Linked DNA regions of Homo sapiens: region 2 is linked to region 1. Evidence: chromatin loops called from intact Hi-C (ENCODE). Cell type or tissue: A673. All regions are shown on one strand. Links, peaks and the distances in the headings refer to the core of each region. The heading gives the core; the rest is flanking DNA. Region 1 has its middle 98 kb from the start of LINC02772. Region 2 has its middle 46 kb from the start of FCRL5.

Region 1 (15,989 bases), core at 1-8,000:
GACTTAGAATACACAAATAGGGGCCCAGCAGGGATTGAAGCTGTCCGCCCAGAGGAACCCGCAGGGATTCTGAGCTCAGAGAGGCCAGGTGGGATGCAGGGTTGGGTGAGAAGTGGGGCTGAGGCAGGGAGCTTTGTGGGAGGTCCATGTATGATACAGTCAACCCCCACCCACCACCAGCTCCAGACACCAACCTTCCAGAAGCCAGGCATTTCCTCCTCTGACACCAACAACGGAGGGCTCTTCAAACACAAAAAGGAAAAATCCCTGAATGTATGGTCTGGAGAGAACTCAGGCAGCTGGTGTGGGCAGTGGAGTCTCAGGAAAGCCCCCCTCGTTGTTTAAATTTTTTTCTTCTTAATTATTATGGGTACATAATAGGTGTATCTATTTATGAGGTACATGGGATGTTTTGATACAGGCATACAATGTGTAATAATTACATTCCTGTAACTGGGACATCCATCTCTTGTACACTGTTAGTGGAAATGTAAATTAGTACAGTCACTATGGAGAACAGTATGGAGATTCCTCTGATGGAGGAAGATTCCACTGATGGAGAGATGGCTCGGGCCTGTGGTAGGGCCAGCTTCTGCCCAACGTCACTGTGTTGGTGACATTTGCACCCCAACCACAGCAGACTGCTGCCTTTCTGCAGGACTTCCTTTATCTCAAGAGTTCCCTCTCGGTTCTTGGTTTCTTTCATCCATCAGAGGAGGACCGACCACATCACCTACTCCAACCTCCAAACCCACCAAGGACTCAAGCCACAGCTATTCCACCCACCAGGGAAGTTTGTGGTCTCTGCAGATCCCACCTGCAACCCCAGAACGTGCCCACAGACCTTTGAGCCCCCTCTCGATGGGGCACAGAGGGGAGGGAGAGCCCAGCAGGAGCTGTTCATTGGGAAAACAACTCCTCATTTACAGGGGTTAGCCCCATCCCTTATGGACCACAGAAGGATGCCCTGTCAGCCTCCAGCCTTCCCACCTGCATAAGAGCCTTCCCTGCCATCCCCTGTCAAATGTCTGCTGTCCCTTCCACATGCAGCTCACATGGCCCTGGGGAGCCATCCCCGACCTGTCCCAGGTGAATTAGGTGCTCTGGGCCCTACCAGCACTCTTAGCTGTTATCCATGAATACCCTGAGGTTCTCATGTATGCTCTGGAACAAGACAGCAGCTTCCAGCTAAGCTACAGGCAGCAGCCTGGACTGCTTGTCATGCAGCACATATTTACTGAGCACACCTGAGCCTGGCACTGGAGGAGACTTCCCTTCCTGTCCAGTCACCATCTGCTGCTGTCACTGAGCTCCTAGGTGGCTTCACAGAGAGCACAGCCTCACCCAGCACCTCCCCTTCCGACAGACACCTCAGCCCACAAGTGGCCCAAGCTACGTGTTCTGTGGAAAAATGAAGGAGAGCTCCTCTCCTTTAGTTGTCTTCAGGCGGCCCTGAGCAGTCAGGTGTGCGCTGTTGTTCCATAGCTGACAGCGCAGCCCACCCTGGCTGTGTGGTGCCCACCTCCTTAGGAGCCTGCAGGGCTCCAGCTCAGGGCTGGGCCCAAGACACACTCCAGCGTCAGCCATCTTGCTTGCTGGGGAGGCACCTCAGGTACAGGTTGAACTTCTGAAATGCAGTTTTTTACCCTCAGCAAAGAAAAATGAGAGAAAAAAGTAACAGTTTAAATTGTGTAGCAATTCTACCCCACTAGAATCAACTTCGCTCAAATACCTAAAGCCTTGGCGTGAATATGAGTTGGAATTTGTAAATCCATGGTTCCCTTGGTCCATCTCTCTGTTCCCACCCACCTTTCTGGGTGCCCATGGTTTGCTGGTATCTGATTAAAGGCCAGCTCTCAAGGAGCGAAGAGCCCTGGTTTCAAGCACTTGGCAATTTCTGTGGTGTAAATACCCCACTTTGGCTGATTTCAAGCTACCAACATCATGACTGTGAATATAGATTTGGGAGGAGATGAACAAAACCAGCTCACAAGTGGTTTCCAGCTGGCTCCAGCACACACTGTCCACGAGTGCATCTAATGTTTAAATGTGAAGGGCACATTTTTCACATAGCATGGCCCCTAAACATCAGCCAACTGTTTCATCAGGAAGAAAATGCAGGCTCTTCTAAAGCAGGAAAAACTCTAAGGGATTCACAAGAGTAATTGTATTTATTTTTCTATTTTTAAAATGTTATTTTCTATTTAATTGACAAAATCATGTATATTTTTGTACACAACATGTTTTTAAATACGTGAACATTGTAGATGGCTACATCTAACTAATTAACTTATACATTAATTACCTCACATACTTATCGTGTGTGTGTGTTTGTGTGTGTGTGTGTGAGAGAGATGAGAAGACTTAAAATCTACTTTCTTGTAAATTTCCAAGAATACAGTGTGTTACTATTAGCCATGGTCACCATGTTTTACAATAGATCTCTTGGACTTACTATTCTTCTCTAACTGAAATTTTGTATCCTTCGTCCAACATCTCCTCCCACTGTGCCCTTACCTCTGGAAATCACCATTCTACTTTCTACTTCTATGACTTCAACTTTTTAGCTTTCATATGTAAGTGTGGTCATGAGATATTTTTCTTTCCATGCTGGCTTATTTCGCTTAACGTAATGTCCTTTAAGTTCATCCGTGTTGTCATAAATGATTGAATTTCCTTCTTTCTAATGGCTAAATTGTATTCCACAGTGTATAGATACTACATTTTCTTTATCCGTCCATTATTTGATGCACACTTAGGTTGATTCCGTATCTCAGCTATTGGGAATAGTGCTGTAATAAACACGGAAGTGCAGCTATCTCTTCAACATACTGATTTCACTTCCTTTGGTTATATACCCAGAAGCAGGATTGCTGGATCATACGGTAGTTCTGTTTTTAATTTTTTGAGGACCCTCCATGCTATTTTCCCTAATGACTGTACTAATTTCCATCCCCACCAAGAGTGTACTTGGGTTCTGTTCTTCCACATCCTCACCAACACTTGCTGTCTTTCATCTTTTTGATAATAGCCATTCTAAGAGGTGTCGGGTGATAGCTCACTGGTGTTGATTTGCATTTCCCTGATGATTAGTGACTTTGAGCATTTTTTCATATACTCGTTGGCCATTCATATGTCTTCTGAGAAATGTCTATTCGGATCCTTTGCCTACTTTTTAATCAGATTCTTTGTTTTCTTATTGTTGGGTTGTTTGAACTCCTTATATATTTTGGATAGTAATCCCTTATCAGATGCGTGGTTTGCAAATATTTTCTCCCATTCCATAGATTGTTTCTTCACTCTGTTAATTGTTTCCTTGGCTGGGCGGAGCCTTTTAGTTTAACGTAAGCCTATTTATTTCTTTTTGCTTTTGTTTTCTTCTGGTAGTTTTATAATTTCAGGTCTTATATTTAAGTCTTTAATTGATTTTGAGTTGATTTTTGCACATGGAGTGAGATGAAGGTCCATTTTCACCCTTCTGCATGTGGAAATCCAGTTGTCCCAACACCAGAGTAATTTTAACTGTACTTAACTTCCACTTTAAAACTTAATTCTTCCCTCCAGTAACCGAAGGAAAGGCATGGTTACTTCTCCTCCACCCTTCTTCACTAGGCCGTCCAAGCCCAGGCTGAAGGGAGTTCCCCCATCTACCTCCCCACCAGACTAAAATTTGAGGGCACAAAATGACTTTATTTTTGGGAGCCCAGCATGCTTGGAGGCAGAACTTGGGATCCAGCGGGACACTGATTCCATCCCTGCTTCTACCGCTAAGCTCTGTCATCCAGCACATCCTCAATGGCCTCATCTGGAAAATGGGATAATACCTCCTCTGCAGGGTTGCTGGGAGGACTAAATAGATAGAAGAAAGCCCCACACACAGCACAACACACAACAGGGCAACTCCGACTGCCTCCCCTCCCCCATTCTTCCCCAGAGAAACAGGGCTGAGCCATAGTCGGGCAATGTCGCCACTTAGTGGCTGTGCTCAGAATTGCCCAAAAGACCAACAGTTTCCGGATTTGAGGAAAACCGGGAAAGCACTTAGAGAAGAGGTGCTGGGATTCTGAGATGCCATTTGGCATTATGGAAAGTGACTGGGCACTAGCATCCGGAAAATGAGGTTCAAGTCCCAGCCTTGCCAAATATTAGCTGTTTGATCCTAATCAAGTTGTGTAACTTCTCTAAGCATCAGTTTCCTGTTGTGTAAAATGGAGACAAGAATTGTCATCTCATTAGATGAATGCTGGGTAAGCATTTGTTGCCCTTATCTTGCTCCTGACCCTCTTTTACTCCCTCTCCCCATCCTGATAAACATCACCTACCTGGTTCCTGACCCCCTCAGTAGTTCCCTTGGCCACATCTTTTCGACTTTATTTTTCAGATGTAGAACCTAATTTCCCCCTAAACCCTTTACCCCTCATGGGGAGAACCTCAAAGTCTACAGTTTTAACCTCAGTATCTTAGGTTTAAAAACTCTAAATTCTTATACTATGTAGTAACAGACTCCTGGTGATACATTCATGGTGACAAAATTATGTGGACAATGATTCATAAAGCAGAAAGCAAGTTACTCATTTATAATAGAAAAGATACTCCTGTCTGGGGATGGGTACCAAGTCAGCAAACCAAGATACTCCCTATTAATAGGGGAGTATCTTCCAGATAACAAGGGATATTACTGGACACAGACTCCGAGATGGTCAGGGTGAGGGACTTTACTCCCACATTCAGGAACACCCCGAGACCCCGTAACCCCGGCTGGAAACACCTCCCTGGTGGGCTGATGCCTGTGACCCTGCCCCGAGGACACATGCCCACCAGCCTCGCTTCTGCGCTGACCAGCGCCTTCCAAGTATTGAGCCCTCCCTAGATGGGCCGAGCCTTAGTCTGCTGGTCTGGGAAAGCCCGGGCTTTAGAACTGCACAGAACTGGGTCTGAATCTCATCTTCCACTTATTATCTGGGTGACCCGGGACAGATTGCTGAACTTGCCTGAGCCTATGAGCTCATCACAATGGTGCACAAGCACCCACTTCAGGGAGTGTCTGCGTTGAGTAAGTGAGGCCCTGTGCGTGCCCAGTGAGGTCCCTGGCATATGCTCAGCCAATGCTCCTATTTCATTCTGAACCCTGCATCTGGGAGATCTTTCCTCCATTCCGAAGGTGCTGGCTTTACCACCAGGCGAGAGTCATGGCTCTGTATTTTCCAATTTTTCTTTCAAAGTAAAACTATTAGACAGGCTTGGTGGCCCACACCTGTAATCCCAACACTCTGGGAGGCAGAGGTGGGAGGATGGCTTGAGCCCAGGATTTTGAAACCAGCATAGGCAACACAATGAGACCTCGTCTCTACCAAAAAAAAAAAAAAAACCTAAAAATTATCTGGGCGAGGTGGTGCACACCTGTGGTCCTAGTTACTTGGTAGGCTGAGGTGAGAGGATTGCTTGAGCCAGGGAGGTCAAGGCTACAGGAAGCACTGATAGCACCACTGCACTCCAGTCACGGCAATAGAGGGAGAACCTGTCTCAAAAAAAAAAAAGAAAAGAAAATCTCCTTGAGGACAGCAAACACCTGAGGATAGATACACACTAATTCTTTTAGTCAACTTATTTCTGCATTTTAAAGTATGAACCACTGAAACCCATTTACAATGAAAGAAAATTTTTAAAGTGTATATTTATAACACTTCCCTCCACACCCCCAGTAGATTCTTCACTCATCAGAAAGAAATGTCATTAAACCTAAGCAAATGGATAAGCTGAATAGATTACGTATTTGTTTTCAAAGGACTAGAAAGAACAGGTTATGAAAAAGGCAATTATTTCAAATGAACATTAGGAAACCATGGGGAACTGTATAAATGTGTGCCTAGGGTCGCAGTCTCTGGGGTAGAGTTAAGTGTGTGGCATGATCCCAAGAGCCTCACCAACCAAAATACCAATCAGAGATAAGAAAAGGCTAAAAATGAGGCAGAAGCCCTCGCTCCTGTCTGGGATTTGGTTAGAGAGTGTAGCCCTTTTCTTGCCAGGACCCTCACTCGACACCAGCTCCATCAAGGAGTGGATGTTTTCTCCCCCACTCACCTTCAGAGACCTTTACACTCTGCAAATGATGTTGGCTGCTGTTGCCAAAGTCCTCAAAACCTCCCTACATGGAAGAATTTCTCCTGTGCAGAGATGGCTGTCCTCGGGGCTGAACACTTCCATCTACTGAGATCTGCCGTGAGTCTCCTCATGACCTGGAGGGAGATCTGGCCTCTGCCCATCACACCTATGTAACTACTCTGCTCTCTGCCCATCCTTTCCCCTGGACCTTCTGGTCAGGGAATGTGCAGAGGGAAGGAGGGAAGTCCACTGTCCCCATTCCCTGTAGGGTGGGCAGATGCAGGAGGGCCCATTTATTAGAATCTAACCATGCAAAGAACATCCCCACTCCCACCCAGAAAAAATGTCTACTACTAATTGATTGGCCTGGGTGTCCCTATCCTTAGGGCTTTGAAATAGGTTTTATCCCTTTGGAAAGCTGTCCTCACCAAAGGACAAAATCTGCTCTTCTAACAAATTTATTTGCAGGCTTCTGAATAATCTCTGGGGGCCCTGGGCATCTGCTCTACGTGTTTACATCTGGCTGTGTGCTCCCTGAATATTTCATTCAGTTAACAGTCATTTAGTGCCTACTATGTACAAGGCAATGAGGCTAAGCACTTGATATGCATTATCTCAATTCCCAAAATAACTCTTTGTGGTGGGTATAATCAATGTATTCACTTTATAGATGAGAAAACAAGGTTTAGAGGATCAAAGGGACTTAATCCAGATCCAAGGCTGGTAAATACTGGAGCAAAAATTCAAACTCAGATCAGTCTGGCCCCGTATCATTTTTTCTATACTTCCAATACAGTGTTTAAAAAGAAAACAACTTAGCTTGGACATAATTTACATACCATATATTTCCCCATTTAAAGTGTACATTTCAATACTTTTTAATATATTCACAAGTTTGTGCAGCCATCAAAACAGTCCATTTTAGAACTTTTTTTTTTTTTTTTTTGAGATGGAGTCTTGCTCTGTTGCCCAGGCTGGAGTGGAGTGGTGCGATCTTGGCTCACTGCAACCTCCGCCTCCCCAGTTCAAGTGATTCTCCTGCCTCAGCCTCCTGAGTAGCTGGGATTACAGGCACACACCACAATGCCCGGCTACTTCTTTTAATTATTATTTTTAGTAGAGATGGGGTTTCAGCATGTCTGTCAGGCTGGTCTCAAACTCCTGACTTCGTGATCCACCTGCCTCAGTCTCCCAAAGTGCTGGAATTACAGGCACGAGCCACCGTGCCAGGCCAGGACATTATTACCTCAAAAAAAGTTTGTATCCTTCAGCCATCCACCCATTTTCTCCTATTCCCCATCTTTCCTCAGCCCTAATCTAATTTCTGTCGCTATAGAGTTTCCTATTCTGGACTTTCATAGGAGTGGAATCAAATAGATGTGGTCTTTTGTGACTGGCTTCTTTAATTCAGCACAAGATTTCAAGGTTCATCAGTGTTGTGTTATAGTTCAGTTCTAATATCGCATTATATGGATATACAATTTTTTACTTATCTATTCATTCATCCACTGAGTTGTTTCCACCATTTGGCTATTATGAACAATGCTGCTATAAACACTCATGTGCAAGTTTCTGTGTGAACATGTGTTTTCATTTCTCTTGGGTATATGCCTAGAAGTGGAACTGCTGGATTATACGGTAAAATTCTATGTTCAATCATATGAGAAACTGACAGACTGCCTTCTAACACAGCTGCACTTCGCCATCAATGTATGAGGGCTTCAATTCCTCCACATCTTTGCCAGCACTTGTCGTTATGAACTTTTTGATTCTAGCTATCCTGATGGATGTAAAGTGGTATCTCAAGGTTTTGGTTTGCATTTTCCTGATGACTAATGCTGTCAAGCACCTTTTCATGTGTGTATTGGCCATTTGTATATCTTCTTTGGGGAAATGCCTATTAGATCATTTGCCTATTTGTAAATTAGGTTATTTGTCTGTTTATTCTTCAGTTGTGAAAGTTATTCATATATCCTGGATAAAAATACCTTATCACATATACAAATGCAAATAATTTCTCCCACCTGTGGATTATCTTTTTATTTCGTTTTAAAAACTATTTCAGGCAGGGCGCAGTGGCCCACACCCTTAATCCCAGCACTCTGGGAGGCCGAGGCAGGCGGATCTCCTGAGGTCGGGAGGTCAAGGCCAGCCTGACCAACATGGAGAAACCCCATCTCTACTAAAAATACAGAATCAGCCGGGCATTGTGGCACATGCCTGTAATCCCAGCTACTCAGGAGGCTGAGGCAGGAGACTTGCTTGAACCCGGGAGGCCAAGGTTCTAATCAGCCAAGATCACGCCATTGCACTCTAGCATGAGCAACAAGAACGAAATTCCATTTCAAAAAAAAAAAAATATATATATATATATATACATATATATATTTCAGTATTTTATTTTATTTTTACATTTTCTTCCTGTAAAAAAATAATTCAAACCTAGGGGTCTTCAAGGCTCAAGGGCAATATAGACCCTGGTGGGGACTGACCCCCGCTGCCAGAAAAGGATTTGATCAGAGTCTTCTTAGAGAGATCTTCGGTTTTTCACAGTTCCAGGATGGGGCAAGAGGTGGTAGTTTCAATCCACATTCCCAGATGGGCTCATCTGATGATGAGAAAACAGCCCTTCATGGAGCGTATGTATGCAGAGAGAACCACATGTTAAAAGCAACAGGCACACATAACTTTTAATTACAAATAATAAATGGTTCAGAAGCAAAACACTGCAGATCAGATGTAGCATGAAAGAGCTGGGAACTGGGAGGAAATGGACGTGACATTCCAGGCAGAGGGAGTGGTGTGTGAGAAGGTCTGAGATAGGAGGGAGCAAGTGTGATTCAGGGGCTGATGGCTTCTATTGAGGTCCAGTTTACATCCAGTACAATTCATCAGTTTAAAGTATATTAACAAAGTTTCCTTGTGTTTCTTAGAGAAAAATTTTAACTTTTCTACAACTGCATATTAGATTCATGTACTGTTTTTCTTCTTACATGGGAATGGGGGACTGTCTGGCCTGGTCTGTCATTTTTCTGATGATATCATGAGTCAAACCATGTCTCCCCTTTCTGTTTGCATCTTCCCCCTGGAACTTAAGTTGAGAGAGACACATGTTGATGTTCTCTGCTTATCTACTGTGTAGACACAGGTGGGTTTAGAGGCTGGACTGTGGGTAGCTATCTTCTGAAAGCTTAGTTTCTATGGTCTTTCTCTGAATTTGTTGAAAACATTTGCACTTCAGGTCAGTGTCCTGGGCTTATGCAGTGTTTTCCAGTGATGGTAGTGCCCCATTAATGTTCATATCTGTGAGTGTGTATTTTAGTTTCTGCAAGGCCCACCAACTTGGTAACCAGTATCATTTGTGTTACTATCTCTGGGAGCAGAGCCTAAAGAAAACAGCAGGCGGCTGGGCGTGGTGGCTCACGCCTGTAATCCCCATACTTTGGGAGGCCAAGGTGGGTGGATCATGAGGTCAGGAGTTCGAGACCAGCCTGGTCAGCATGGTGAAACAACATCTCTACTGAGAAACAGAAAATTAGCCAGGCATGGTGGTACACACCTGTAATCCCAGCTACTCAGGAGGCTGAGGCAGAAGAATCAATTGAACCCAGGAGGCGGAGGTTGCAGTGAGCTGAGATCATGTCACTGCACTCCAGCCTGGGAAATAGAACAAGACTCTGTCAAAAAAAAAAGAAAGAGAGAAAGAGAGAGAGAAAGAAAGAAAGAGAGAGAGAGAAAGAAAGAAAGAGAGAGAGAAAACAACATGCTCATTGCAAACCCTTCTGGGAGAATTTCTTGAGTAAGGATGAAGAGCTTTGCAGAAGCTACAAAGTTTGTTTCCTGAAACAAAAGGCAGAGCAGGGTATCTTGGCTGTTGTAAGGCTGAGATTTGAGTTCACTTGGAATCAAGCCATTCTTCACTCTTGAGATGCTTACTCAATGCAGATCAGCTCCCACTGCAGATATTAGAGAGACCAGTAATTACAATGGAATATTTGGAAATTTTTCTAACAGATGCCTAGCCACATCCTCACATTTCTTGGTGTGTGTAGCACCACTGTGGGAAAGAGCTGGTAACTTGGGTGAATTAATGGGACTCTTCTCCTTATATGTTAATTTGCAGAGGCTAGGGAGGGATGGAACCCACACATGGATTCCCAGCTTCCCAGTTGTGCTCCCAGGATATGATGCTGTTCTGCTTAAGACTCCTTTCAGAGTTCGCGCCTGAAGGTCCAGACCTGTGATGGCTGAGCTGAGCTGAGCAGGGCAGGGCAGGGTGGGTAACCCACGTATTTGGCCTCATAGTTGAAACCCAGTGTCAGCAGCCGATGGTTCTGGGGTATGTTGCCTCTGATGACAAAGCTGGTGGAGGCACGTGTGTTGGGGCCTTGAGACCACAGAGACCTACAGGGCAGGGGTGAAGCAGCTGCACTGCTTGACCCAAGTTGCACCTGGTGGCAGTGTCAGGAAGGATGGAGCAGACCTGGTAGTTTCTGCTCCCCAAGGTCTGGCTAGCTCTCATTCACTGAAGGACACAAAGAAAATATTACTAGCTACTGCAATAGTTTGTATTTACATATAACTCTTTTAGGGAAATATTTCAAATGTAATTAGCATTATAATGAATCAATACAGCAAGGGATTGAAATATTTGAAACATTTTTGAAATATTTCAAAGGTAATTAGCATTATAATGAATCAGTACAGCAAGGGATTGCGTAAAATGGGGTATAATTGAATTGAATTGTTGGAGTTGTATTCTTCAATCTATTGGCACCTGAAAAGGATGGGTTGATGATTTTTAAAATAGCTAGTTTTTAAGTAAAAGTTTTTAAAATGACTCAAATGTTGGTCCATCATATGGGTAGTAAATAGACTTAAGTCCATGACCAGTAGACCAAAAAAATATGAATGCACATTAGTGATGTTAAAAAGTCCAAATCACCCATTTAGTTCCAGTAGAATAACATTACCTAGCACATTAAATTAACTTGAATGTTATTGCTTTGTTTCTATTTCTATACTTTTAATTTTATTGTTTTGAGATAAGCATACGGTGTCTAGATTTTGTTTGTATGCCTTTGAGTAATGTGATAATAAAACAATTTAAGTCAAAATTGGGATTCAAAGGGCATGTTTGACTTTTAACAGGGGACTCATTCTCAGCCCCACACTAGTGTCTGCCACGCATAGTGTCAGTGACACCTAGTGGTTCAAGCAAGAACTGCAACTTCATTGAATGGTGGACGATTTCAATGACAAACAGGTTCTCCCTTAGATAAGCCTCTGGATTCCTCTGATGCGGTGTTGAAATGAGGGCCTACCAGTCCCTGGTGTCTCCCATATTGGCCTGTTCCACGCTGTAGCTCTTCAGCTATTTGAAGCGACTTTATGGAGGAGGGAATGACACTTTGTATACTAGGAACAAAATGTAGATACAAATGATGACTTTTAGAAGGAGAAAGTTTTCAGGAAGGCATTTCTAACAGTTAGAGTGGTTCAACAATGTACAGCACGAGAGCCACTAAGCCATGATTTTAGGATCACTTGGCAGCCTACTAGGCTCACTCACTAGCTAAGCCATCTACAATACACCAACCTCAGAGAATACACAATGCAATGTTTTTGTATTTGTAAATTTATGAATTGCTACATGCTACAGAACTTCAGGCAATTTATGAAAGGTCAAATCCACTGATTACAGAATTCTAAAGGTCATGATGGTCTTTCCAATGCTCTGTCCTCAGCAGCCTGTGCCTGACCCATTCCCATTACCATGCCTGCTTTCCCACCCAAGCTCAAGGCCATCCTGGAAAATGTTGCTTGCAGCATCATAGAGGCACCAACACCTCTGAACTCTCATAATTGTCTTTCTGAATCCTGGGATTGGGGACAGGGAGAGGAAGAGGGTAGAAGTGAAAATAAACCGAGCTTGCAGCACCTTCAGCACTAATCATGAGGTCTGCTGCTTTCTAACTGCTTCCCCACAGTTGTTTGGTGCCTATGGCCTCAGAATCATGTAGATCCTCTTTTAAGATTATAGTTCCTATCAACTGTTCTATAAATAACAACTTGAAATGTTATGTTTTCCCTTTGAGATATTCCCTCAGGTCTTGCATACTGATTAAACTACTGACTCAGTGGGTCTGAATGATCCCAGGAGCAGCTGACTCACCAAAATATGCAGTTTCCAATTGCTGATTATTTCTTCCCCCTTACCCCAACCAATCAACAACCCCAATTTTCTGGCATCTCACCCTCCACGATATCCTTAAAAACCCCAGCCCAGAACTTCTCAGGGAGATGGATTTGAGGATCTTCTTCTATCTTCTCACTCAGTGCCCTGTGATCACTAAACTCTTTCTCTGCTGCAAACCCTGCTGACCTAGTGTAAGTGGTCTGTTACTGCACAGCGGTCATAGAAACCTATTGGCCCTATAACAGTAGGTACCATTAATATATTCATATTTCCATTTTAGAAAGATGTGAAACTACTTTTCATAAGTTGTCCAGGCACACCCAGTTAGAAAGTGACAGAGCTGGGCGTCTGTCTGCAGACCTTGCACACTCAACTTCTGTTCTTGGAATGTGTCTCCATATGGTGGTCACTGTTAAGACCCACAAATCTGTCATCATTCCTAGGCCACATGAAGCCCTTCCAATCTTTGCAGGATTTTAGACCCACCTGTGTCTCCGGACGGACCATCCCTGCCTCCAAATGGAATGCCTGGAATTTCATTCATTTGTGCTCTGCCATGTTGCCAGAGTTTCCCCAAATGGGGCCAAATGTCAGCATGCTCTCAGGAAAAGGATGCAGTGTCACAAAGAAACTCCTGTCAAGTTTAGGCAGGTCACACAAGAGCAGGAAATCAAACATGAAGAGGATGGTCAGGGCCCCCAGTACAACATGCCCAGAGAACAGAACCTGCCACAAACAGCTCAGGTCCAGGGCCTATGGCATGGAGACCACGAAGCCAGGCACCTGATTCTAAGGAAAGGCCTCGAATCATGGCTGAGAATCAAAATGCAGAAACCATATGCATCTGATCTTTCCCAAATCTGGGAAGACTGGAGTCCAGAGGCCTCATGATCCCCTTAATTTATTAGGCTACCTCCTTCATTTAATGAGAACTGTCTTGTTAACCCCATTCTCAGGTCTGTAGAACCATGAGAGTTTTTGTTTTTAAATATCTTGTTTGAACACAAGTTCTTCTTATCTCAGGATCCCCATAAATCTCCTCTTTGTAAATAGGACTTTGGTCACCATCATACTTGGGATGAATATCTCATAATCTCTTAACTGCATTTTACCCATGACCTTACTAATTTTATCCCATTTGCTTGAAACAACTTTTTGTTGCCATCACTTTTCTTCCTGGCCTCTGTGGATTTTTCCTGAAGGCATCACAGTTGAAAGGCTTCACCCTTCTGAGGATGTTTGTGGATGCTGACCCTGTGTTCTCATTGAGTTTGCTCTGTGGATCGAACTCCTGAGCCTCCAACTGCAGATATTATGACACGTTAAGTACAAGGCCACCTTTGACTCTTTCATCGTCATGAAGGTGCAATTCTTTCCCTACCTGTTTGCAATTTGGAGCACATCTATTCTTTTCCCTAAGGCAGTGACTCTCAAACTCTAGGAAGCAACAGGATCACCTGAAACGCCCGTTGAACCATAGATTGCTGGGCCCCACCCATAGAGAAGAAGAAAACAGAGAGGAGGAGGGGATAGGAGGAGAGGGGAGAAGAGAAAAGAAATGACTAGAGTTATTGCATGTCATAGGGTCAGTGGTGAAATATGTATTTATTGTCTGTCAGTGGCAAAAGCTTTCAGGACTTCTGTCACCTCTCTGCTAAGAGTTCCTCCAGCCTCTGCTTGGTTAATTCCAGGGAAGGAGAAACCCACTGCTTCCCAGGATAGCACCTTAAGCCTTGGGGAGCTGAAACAAGTCACACGCCATGTGGGGGCAGGAGTGACAACCAGGAAGTCAGAGTTATCTCTGACCACAACTCCTTCTCTTATTTCCCTTGGTTGTGAACCTCTTTTTCTACCATGATCTCTGGCAGCCACTGGTATGTTTGCTGTCCCCATAGTTTTGTCTTGTAAGAGTGTCATCAACATGGAATCACACAGTTTGCAGTCTTTTGAGAATAGCTTCTTTTGCTTGGAATAATGCATTTGAGAGTCATCCATGTGAGAGAGGCAGGTGGCAGGGGGCTCCCCAGAAATACTCTAACCAGCCTGCACACTGGGGTGGAGCCACAGAAATTTGCACTCTTTGCAGTGGGGAGGACTCGGGCCTCTCCTCTTCCTGTGTGGAACCTGGGATTTGAAAAGTGGGAGGGAAATGCTCCAGCAGGGACTCTCACCTTCCAAGAGTTCTTCCTTGCCCCTTCCTTTTCACCCACCACAACCCTGTCTTACTCACCATTTAAATTGTCTGCAAGCCTGAATTTTCATGGCTGTGGGAGAAAGAACCTTGTTTTTAGCTGAACTAAGGAAAAGTTCTGCAACATTTTTGGCACCCAACGTTTGGCTAGAGAAGCAGTGAATGAAATGGGGACTCAAAACCTCTCGCTGTTGCTCCTAAGCCTTTTCATCCTCAGACTCCTGAGAGTAGATAAAACCATGCCCCCAACCCCCTTAGCTCCTGGGACTTTTAGTAGCATTTTCCTTCCTTTTTCAGGACCCACTGGTGAGCAGCAGCTCCCCACTGCTCTCCCCTCCCTGCCAGGGCTGGGATGCATGGCCCAAGGGTCTCACAGAGCCAGCTGGCTGGCATTTTCCACCACAAGCCACTGGAGCCTTCTCCTTCTCTGGTCAAGGGGTTCAGCTCCATTGGACAGTAATTAAGCTTTTCTCTTGGTAGAGGAACCCCTTGCCTAAGAATAAGAGATTCTTCCCCAGGCATTTTTAAACTATTCTCTTTTTTACCCTCTTCTCTACCCTGTCAGCAGTTAAGTTTTAAGCAAGATTTTTGTTTTTGTTTTTTGGGTTTTTTTTAGAAGACGTTTTACTAGGCCAAGCCCCACAACTATCACTGTTTGTACTCTCCATAAAGTTTTTCATTGTGAAAAAGAATCTCGTAGGGACTGGGTTTTCTTCTGCCTGTCTGTGTGTGTTATTATGTGTAATGTCTGTAAAAAGAGCTCTAATTAATTTGGCCTAAAGAAAGACCAGTACTTGAATCAAGTATTTTTTTAACGGAAGTTAAAAAGCTGCACTACACTCAAATCGTAGCAAGGATAACTATAGCCACCAGTTATCTAGGTGTGTCACAAGCCATCTTTTTCTCTTCCTTGTTGGAGAAGGACTCAGTTCCAGAGTCTCACTTTAACATTCGGCTTATGAGAAGGAGTCCATGCAAGCCCCTGAGACATATTTTTGTCCCAAACTCAATTCCAGGCTTCGGGTCAATGTTCTAAGAAAGAGAACTGGATCTAAGGGATCCAGAGGCAGGCAACTACAAGGCCAAAAGGCAGAGCACAGATGAGTGTGGCTGATTCCTGCCAATTAAGCCAACCCCAAGCTTCCTATTTCATGGATAAAGGCCACATTAATATCCACAGCATAAATGAGATCTAGGGAACTCCAAGGCTACCTACAGCAGGGGAGACAGGGCATACGTGGGTAAGAGTGGATGATCCCCACCCCTAAGAGCCCCCTGCTTCATGGGTGCAAGGCTCTTTTGCACTCATGGCAGGACCTTCCAAGGTCACTGGAACTCAGGGACGCAAGCACGGAAGAGGAAGGAGGATGCTCTTCCTTCTCTCCGTCACATGCCCCAGGTATCTGCTAGGAAGAGAAGTGAACCAGGGATGTCTGCTCCCCTCTTTCTAGATGGGTAGCCATTCATCTTCAGTCTGTACCCCTTCCGAATGCATCC
Region 2 (8,000 bases), core at 1-8,000, 130 kb before region 1:
GAGACAAAATGAGAGTGTTCAGGCTGCTGGGTGCCTCAGGGACGTGTCCTCCACGCCCGGCCTCAGCCTCCCTTCCCATCTCTCCACCATTGCTCTCGTCCATCTTATGTGTTTGTCCCACACCTCTGAACACCATGTCCACCTGTGTCTCCAAGTGGGGCACCACAGAGCAAACCCGATGGATAGATCTGGTCCAGAGGCGGCCTTGTGGCCATGTTGGTGGATGGAGGAGAGCTGGGGGAAGACATGGGAGAATAAGGCTTAGAGGCAGGTGCCCCTCACTTGCCTTCCTTCCATCTGACCAAGCAGTGCTCTTTGTCAGGGTCACTGTCACCTGGCCTCACCAAAAATAGAATGAGCTCTGCGTGGGAAGGGAAGAAGGAGGAGGTGCTGTGGCCATAACCATGGGGTAACAGGGGCGTAGGGAGGGTGAGGCAATAGCTCAGGAGGACCCTCCCCAGCTGGCCCAGGGACTCCAGGCCTCAGGCTTTGGGGTGTGAGAGTGGTCAGGGAGGGGTGAGTTGTTTAATTTTCAAGTCTTATTACTAGAGAAGGCCTTGAGGGCATCCACTTCTTGTACTTTTCTCATGCTTGGGCCCCTCCACAGCATCCCTGCTGAGACATCAGCCAGCCTATGCTGGAATGCTTCTGGGGCCAGGGAGCTCAGCACCTCACCTGGCCTGAAATCACTGAAGGTTAGAGCTAGAAGGGGCCCTTGAGACCCTCAGGCCCTGCTCATGCTCATGTTTCCTGTCACCCTTCTTGCACTCTGAAAGTGACCTCCCTGTCACTCTTACCCTTAAGGAGAGTCTGCCCCCTGTACTTATTAGCCAAACTGCCTCCTTCAGATGTCACCTTCAATAGCTAAACTGTGGGGCAAGGCAGTGTGGGAGCTCCTCCACGCTCCTCACTATCATTTGCAAATTCCTTCACTGAGTATGTGTTCTTATTTAGTATGAATTCATATTCAGTGCCTACAACTGAGAATTGTTGAGAAGTCATCAAGAAGACCCACCTTGCCACTATGCACATCCTCAGTTTTGCCTACAACTGAGAATTCTTATTCATATGTATTCATATTCTGTACCTACAACTGAGCCAGGTGCTTGCTGTACTAAGTACTTGGAATACACTGGTAAACAAGGCAAATAAAAAAAATTCTGCCCTCAAGGAGCTGACATTCTAGCAGGGGAAACAGACAGGGAACGCTAAACATGATAAGTATGTAACTTATGTCATGATTTAGAAGGTGGCATGCGCCATGAAAAAGAAGAAATAGAGCCAAATAGGAGGGTTAGGATGCCCAGAGGAGGCTGCAACAATAAAGAGTGGTCGAGGAAGTCCTCACAGAGACGGTGATCTGAACAAAGGCATGAAATGTTCCATGGCCATTTGGACAGCATACAGGAGTCAGAGGGAGGAGTGCCCCAAGAAGAGGACATAAAATAGGATCACACCCAACAAGTTTGGGGCTAGACAGCAGAGAGCCACGTGGAGGCAGGGGGGCCAGTTAGGAGACCACTACACCATCCAGGTGAGAGATTATGACAGTTGAGATGGGGTGATGGTGGTGGGGTCAGAAGTGATGGAATACTGGGCATATCTTGAAGCTAAAGTATCCAGAATTTTCTGATGGATGAAATGAAGATTCAAGAGAAAGAAAAGAATCAACATGATTCCAAAATACTTGGCCTGAGATTCTAGAAAGATGGCAGCTCCATCCTGAGGTGGAGAACACTGTAAGTGGAACAAGTTAGGGGAGAGGATCAGAAGTTTGGTTTTGAGCAATGGACATGCAGGTGGAGATGTCAAGGACACAGTCAGTGACAGAAGACTGGATTCAGGAGGGAGCTCTGGAGACGTACATGCCAGTCATTGGCATCGAGGATGGCATGAGGGCATTGAGGATGTGCATAGTGACGAGGTGGGCCTTCTTGACTACTTCAGAAATATGTCTTGTCTGCCAATTCAGGATGGCCAAATGAGCACACACCCCATTACTCCTCTCGCTTGCAAAATCCACCAAAATATTAGATTTATCATTTATTGGTCATTGTCCTAACAGTACTACATATATTGTCTCACTCCATCTCAAAATAACTTATAAGAGAGCTGCATTGTGCCCGTTTTACAGATGAAGATGCCACAGTGCTGAGATCCAGTTATCCAAGGCCACAGGACTAATATGAAGCAGTTTCAAACTCAGAAGGCCCACTCTTAATCACCATGTTATACTGATGTAGCACATGTTCCAGCAAATCTAAACTTTAGCAATAAAAATAAAATCTAAGAAAGAAAATGTCACAAGATCCATGAGAATGTAGTACTCAGGTGTCCCAGAAAAAATTCTAAGCTGACAGCTACACAGCTGCCCCAGAAAACAATGCATCCAAAAAGTCAGAGGACTTGGGGAAGATTGCTCCACTTCCACCAGAGGAAGTCACTTCCACTCCAGAAATTATAGAAATAAGAACACAGAATAAAGATTCTAAGCAGGTCTAAGTCAATTCTAAACAATCAGATGAGATATGTTATTCTTCAATAAAAATTACAGCAAATAGAATGACAATTAGAAATCCAGGGAAAACAAGACAGTCTAAGAAAGTCGTGGTTCAAATTTGAAGTAACTGAAGTGTGGGTAACTGGATAATTAATGGAGTGGAGAAAAGAGACCTTTATTCATAGAACATTCTCCTTTGAGTGCCCAAGGTTTAATTACATAGTATTTTATTTCCTTTTCCGTGGGCCTAATCACAGTACTTGGTTCTGCAGTGACTCGTGTTTACATAATAATAATGCCTTAAATACTGTTTAAGGGTTTTCAATTTTTAGAATCAACTTCAAGCACAGAACACTTAATTATGGCTACTTCAGTATTCAAATTCTATAAACACGTGCAACACAAAAGTGATATTATGGCTCACAGAACTCTGGAGGTGGAAAGCAGAGGAAAGTCTACATGCACTAACTTTGTGTATGTGTGTGTGTGTAGTGGAGAATCAATATAGACTTTTTCTAAAAATAATACATCAAAAAATTGAGATTTGGCTGGGTGCAGTGACTCACAGCTGTAATCCCAGCACTTTGGGATTGATTCACAAGGCCGGTGAATCATTTGAGCCAGGAGTTTGAGACCAGCCTGGTCAACATGGTACAACCCCGTCACTAATAAAAATACAAAAATTAGCCAGGCATGGTGGCATGCGCCTGTAATCCCAGCTACTCAGGAGGCTGAGGCAGGAGAATTGCTTGAACCCGGGGGGTGGAGGTTGCATTGAGCCGAAATTTCTCCACTGCACTCCAGCCTAGGCGAGAGAGTGAGACTCCGTCTCAAGAAAAAAAAAAAAAAAAAAAAAAAAAAGGGAAAAAAAAGAAAAAGAAAGAAATTGAAATTTAGGTCCTTTTTTTTAAAGCATAAATCTAGCCATTAGAAAAACCTAGTCATATTACAGATTGAAACCAGGAAGTAAAGGGGACAGGAAGACAGGAAAGCCCTATAATGCCCTAAATTCTTCATCTTTCCTACAATGTAGGTAATAGACACCATCTAGTATAGTTTGGATGTGTGTTCTTGCCCAAATCTCATTTTAAAATGTAATCCCCAGTGTCGGAGGTGGGGCGCAGTGGGAGGTGATTGGATCTCCGGGGCAGATTTCTCATGAATGGTTTAGCACCATCCCCCTTGGTAATGTCCTCACAATAGTGAGTTACTGTGAGATCTGGTTGTTTACAAGTGTGTGGCCCCTACCCCTGCACTCTCCCTCTCTCTCTTGCTCCCACTATGGCCATGTGATGCACCTGCTCCCAGGTTGCCTTCGGTCATGATGGTAAGTTTCCGGAAGCCTCCCAGAAGCTGAGCAGATGCCAGCGTCATGCCTCCTGTGCAGCCTGCAGAACCGTGAGCTATTAAACCTCTTTTCTTTATAAATTATCCAGTCTCAAACATGTCTTTATAGCAAGAGAGAATGGACTAACACACTATCTAAAGTGGATAAATCAAGGATTTCCATGTATTATCATGTTATTTATGTTTGTGTGCTGACCAGATAACTAAAAACAGAAAACGCTAATCACAGGAGTAAACCGAGCTACAGGGAGGAGAAACTTTACTTTTTATTGTATGTCTGTACCAGCTGTTTGAATTTTTAAACATGAGCACGTATCCTTTTGCCACGTATGTGCCTATTTAATGTGAAGCTGCGTCAGAGCCTTCTTGTTGCACATTGAACTCAAGTGCAGCCACAGTTCTAACAAATGGCCAATAGGTGTCACTAGGTCCCTGGGCTGTGCGGGGCTCTGAGCAGAGTAGCCAGGAGAGCTGACTGTTCTGTCTCTTTTGGACCCTGACAGGGAATGGGGCAAAGGGAGGCAGCAGCTGGAGGCCAGTGGCTTGCCAGCAGCAGAGCCGGCATTCGGCACACAGCTGCAGTTCTCAGGGCATGGGCAGCCCCAGATGGCACCACCACGGGGAAAATGTCCCGATGGAGGAGGTTCACAGAAGGCTGGGCTGGGCCAGCCTGCGTTAGGAGGGCAGAGACTGTGAGAAAGCAAAGGAAGCCAGTGAGAAAACAGAAACTGAAGCAGAGAGCAGTACTTGCATCAAGTGAGAGTGCCTGAGCCCACCTTCCCTAGATCCACCACGTGCCAACTTTGTGACTGCAGCAAGCTGCTCAGACCAGGAGAGCTGAGCACCTGGGAGTGGAATAATAGCAGTGCCCACCCTGCACAGCTCTGAAGACTAAAATATTCATAAACATTTTAGAAACTGCTTCTCAGTTTGGCAATTTCCTATAAAGTTAAGCATACACTTGCTGTACAACCCAGAAAATCCCCCCTAGGTTTTACCCAAATGAAATGAAAGCTGAGATTTACAGAAGAACCTATACAGTATATTTTTAGTAGTTTTGTTTATAGTCACCCAAAACTAGAAACAACCCAAATACCCCTTAATAGGGAAATGGATAAACAAATTGGACAAATTCTATACAATGGAATCCTATTCAGCAACTAAAAAAATGAACAAACTCCAGAAACACACAAGAACATGCGTTGCAGGACTTTTTCTTCTTTCAGCTAAAAATGGGGTTCTTTGTCCCACGGTCATGAAAATTCAGGCTCACAGACAATTTTAATGGTGAGTAAGACAAGTTTTTTTGGGTAAAGAGGAAGAAAAGGAGCAAACAGGGACTCTTGCAATGCCAGAGTCCCTGCTAGAGCACTTCCCGCCTGCCTTGGAATCCCAGGTTCCACACAGGAAGAGGAGGGGCCCAACTCCTCCCCACAAAGGGTGTGAACTTCTGTGGCTCCACCCCATTGTGCAGGCTGGTTGGAGTTTTTCCGGGGAGCCCTCTCCCGCCTGGCTGTCTCGTTCCCCTTTCTAAAGAAGTACATCAAACTTTTGTTAGATTAAGGATAAGGACGAAGACCCATTTTAACTGCTTCCTGCTGACAGGGGATGCTGTTTTGGGGAAACAACAGTCCGAGCTCCCTCAAAGGTCTATTTAAGGTTTCCCAGCAGAAGGGGACATTGTCAGAGGCTCCAGCTGCATGACTATTTGGAGTTTGATGGCCTGAAGGCAAGAAGAGACAAACTATGTTATTAGAAAACATGTATCCAAATGAAACAAGGGGAGGGTTAAGGACAGCTCAAAAATTCTGAGGCCTTTTACCAGTTTGCACAGGAAGAGGGAGGCCAAAAGCCCAACTGGTTAAAATACTTTACCCTTTTGCCAGCATGTTGGGCTTCTGGGTTCTCTTCCCCTGAGCCCAATCCTATGGCAGCCATTTTAAGGTTTGGGAAATTAACTCCTTCCAGTTTGTAGGATGCATCTGAAGGGAGTGTCTTGTAGTACAGAGACACAATTACCTATTAGTGAAGAGAGGACAGAGAAGGAGAAAGGAAAAAAAGAGGCACCTGTTAAAGGAGTCCCAGAGGTTCAGGATGCATTTGGAAGGGGTACAGACTGAAGATGAATGGCTACCCATCTAGAAAGAGGGGAGCAGACATCCCTGGCTCCCTTCTCTTCCTAGCAGATACCCGGGGATGTGACGGAGAGAAGGAAGAGTGTCCTCTTTCCTCTTCCGTCCTTGCATCCCCAAGTCCGGGCGACTTAGGCAGGTCTGGCGTGAGTGCAAAAGAGCTTTGCACCCATGAAGCAGGGGGCCCTTAGGGGTGGGAATCATCCACTCTTACCCATGTATGCCGTATCTCCCTTGCTGTTGGTAGCCTTGGAGTTCCCTAGATCTCATTTATGCCATGGACATTAACGTGGCCTTTATCCATGAAATAGCAAGCTCGGGGTTGGCTTAATCAGCAGAAATTAGCCACGCTCACCTGCGCTGTGCCTTTTAACCTTTGTAGCTGCCTGCCTCTGGATCTGTTAGATCCAGTTCTCTTTCTCTTTTTTTTCTTTTTTTTTTTTTTTTTTTTTTTTTTTAGACAGAGTCTTGCTCTCTCACCCAGGCTGGAGTGCAGTGGCAAGATCTCGGCTCACCTCAAGCTCTGCCTCCCAGGTTCACGCCATTCTCCTGCCTCAGCCTCCCGAGTAGCTGGGACTACAGGCACCCACCACCAAGCCTGGCTAATTTTTTGTATTTTTAGTAGAGATGGGGTTTCACCATGTTAGCCAGGATGGTCTCGATCTCCTGACCTCGTGATCCGCCCACCTCGGCCTCCCAAAGTGCTGGGATTACAGGCGTGAGCCACCATGCCCGGCCCAGTTCTCTTTCTTATAGCATTGACCTGAAGCTTGGAATTGAGTTTGGGACAAAAATGTTTCCCAGGGGGTTGCATGGACTCCTTATCATAAGCCAAATGCTAAGGTGCAACTGTGGAACTGAGTCCTCCTCCAACAAGGGAAAGAAAAGGATGTCTTGTGACACACCCAGATAACTGGTGGCTTCAGTTATGCTTGCTAGGATTTGGGTGCATGGTCCTTGGCTTTGGTTAGCTCCCTTGGTGTTACTTTCCCAAAAAAGAAACCTTCAAGTGATGGGCATCCTATTTATTCCCATCACCTGGCGGGATTTGCAGGATAATTGCTCAGAACTAGAATATCGATCCAGATTTCTACATTACCCATACCTCTTGTTCTTTCTGAGCTGTAGCTGGAGATTGCTGGTTGGTTCACAGGAACAAGCAGGGTTATCCTAAAATGTAGGCAAAAACTTACAAACAACTAGTGTGTTTAGAATTTAATGACAAATATATGATAAGCTTTGAAATATAATTTCTCTCTCTGTAGTCCTCATGTTTGTTAAAAAACAAATCATCATAGGACTGAGGGTTTGCAAAATAGACTTTGGTTTTATACTTGGCCTGATTATTTCCATAAAGTACAACAAGAATAATTATTTCTACATAGGCCTTTTGGATTGGACTTGATGGAATTCTGTTCCACAAGGCATCTCAGATAAGACCTTTTAAAGTTGAACCAACCCAGCCATGGGTTTGTATCCTCGAATACCTGTGAGTTGAGTGGTCCTCTCCTTTTAAGATCCCAAGATAAACTTGGAGCTCCTAGACCTGTTAGAAAGTCACATTCTTTACTGACCACAGGTCAGGAACCTTGTACAGAGACTGTGTAGGGGAGGGTGTGAGGCCACACTTCCATGAGGCTTTTATTGGTTCTGTAAGTCAAGCTTGACTCCTTAAAGGGAAGTATGCCCTTCCAGTCAAACCCTTGGTAGAATAACCATTTTTTCTAATTGGGTCCTGTTGCAAAAGAAAAACGGATTCTTCGTGCACTGATGAAAAAAACTATATTGCCATAAGAATACTCACAGATAGTTTCCAAAGTCTAGAGGAACCAGGCAGAGAGAAACAAACATGTATATACCTGAGGACTAAGCTCTGATTCTTTATCTTGCCCAAATTCCTACCCAAAGGGTCTAATGAGTCATGCCCTACAAACTATAAATTCTCATCAGATGGGCTTTATTTTAACCCTGTATATCATGACTTACTTTCCAATCTGACTCTGGCATAACAAGGAAGAAAA

Evidence for each region. Hi-C counts contacts between places; a loop is a spot of excess contacts. Peaks named below come from ENCODE experiments on the same cell type or tissue, not always from the same donor. Only the 100,000 strongest peaks of a DNase experiment are listed, where the experiment ranks them.
Region 2: a loop joins it to region 1, with 4 times the contacts of the local background. A loop is called at or near these places in 55 of 110 quality-filtered maps.

Annotation. Positions count from the first base shown.
Region 1 is chr1:157,365,421-157,381,409 of GRCh38, reverse strand. No RefSeq gene overlaps it. Among named protein-coding and RNA genes, the nearest start is that of LINC02772, 98 kb to the right of the region's middle. RefSeq lists a silencer at 11,298-11,367. In A673, for the core only: CTCF peaks have their summits at 3,756 and 3,971; a DNase peak (open chromatin) is centred at 3,939; H3K27me3 peaks cover 2,960 bases.
Region 2 is chr1:157,502,112-157,510,111 of GRCh38, reverse strand. No RefSeq gene overlaps it. Among named protein-coding and RNA genes, the nearest start is that of FCRL5, 46 kb to the left of the region's middle. RefSeq lists an enhancer at 4,315-4,554. In A673, for the core only: a CTCF peak has its summit at 4,259 (motif pointing right); a DNase peak (open chromatin) is centred at 4,261.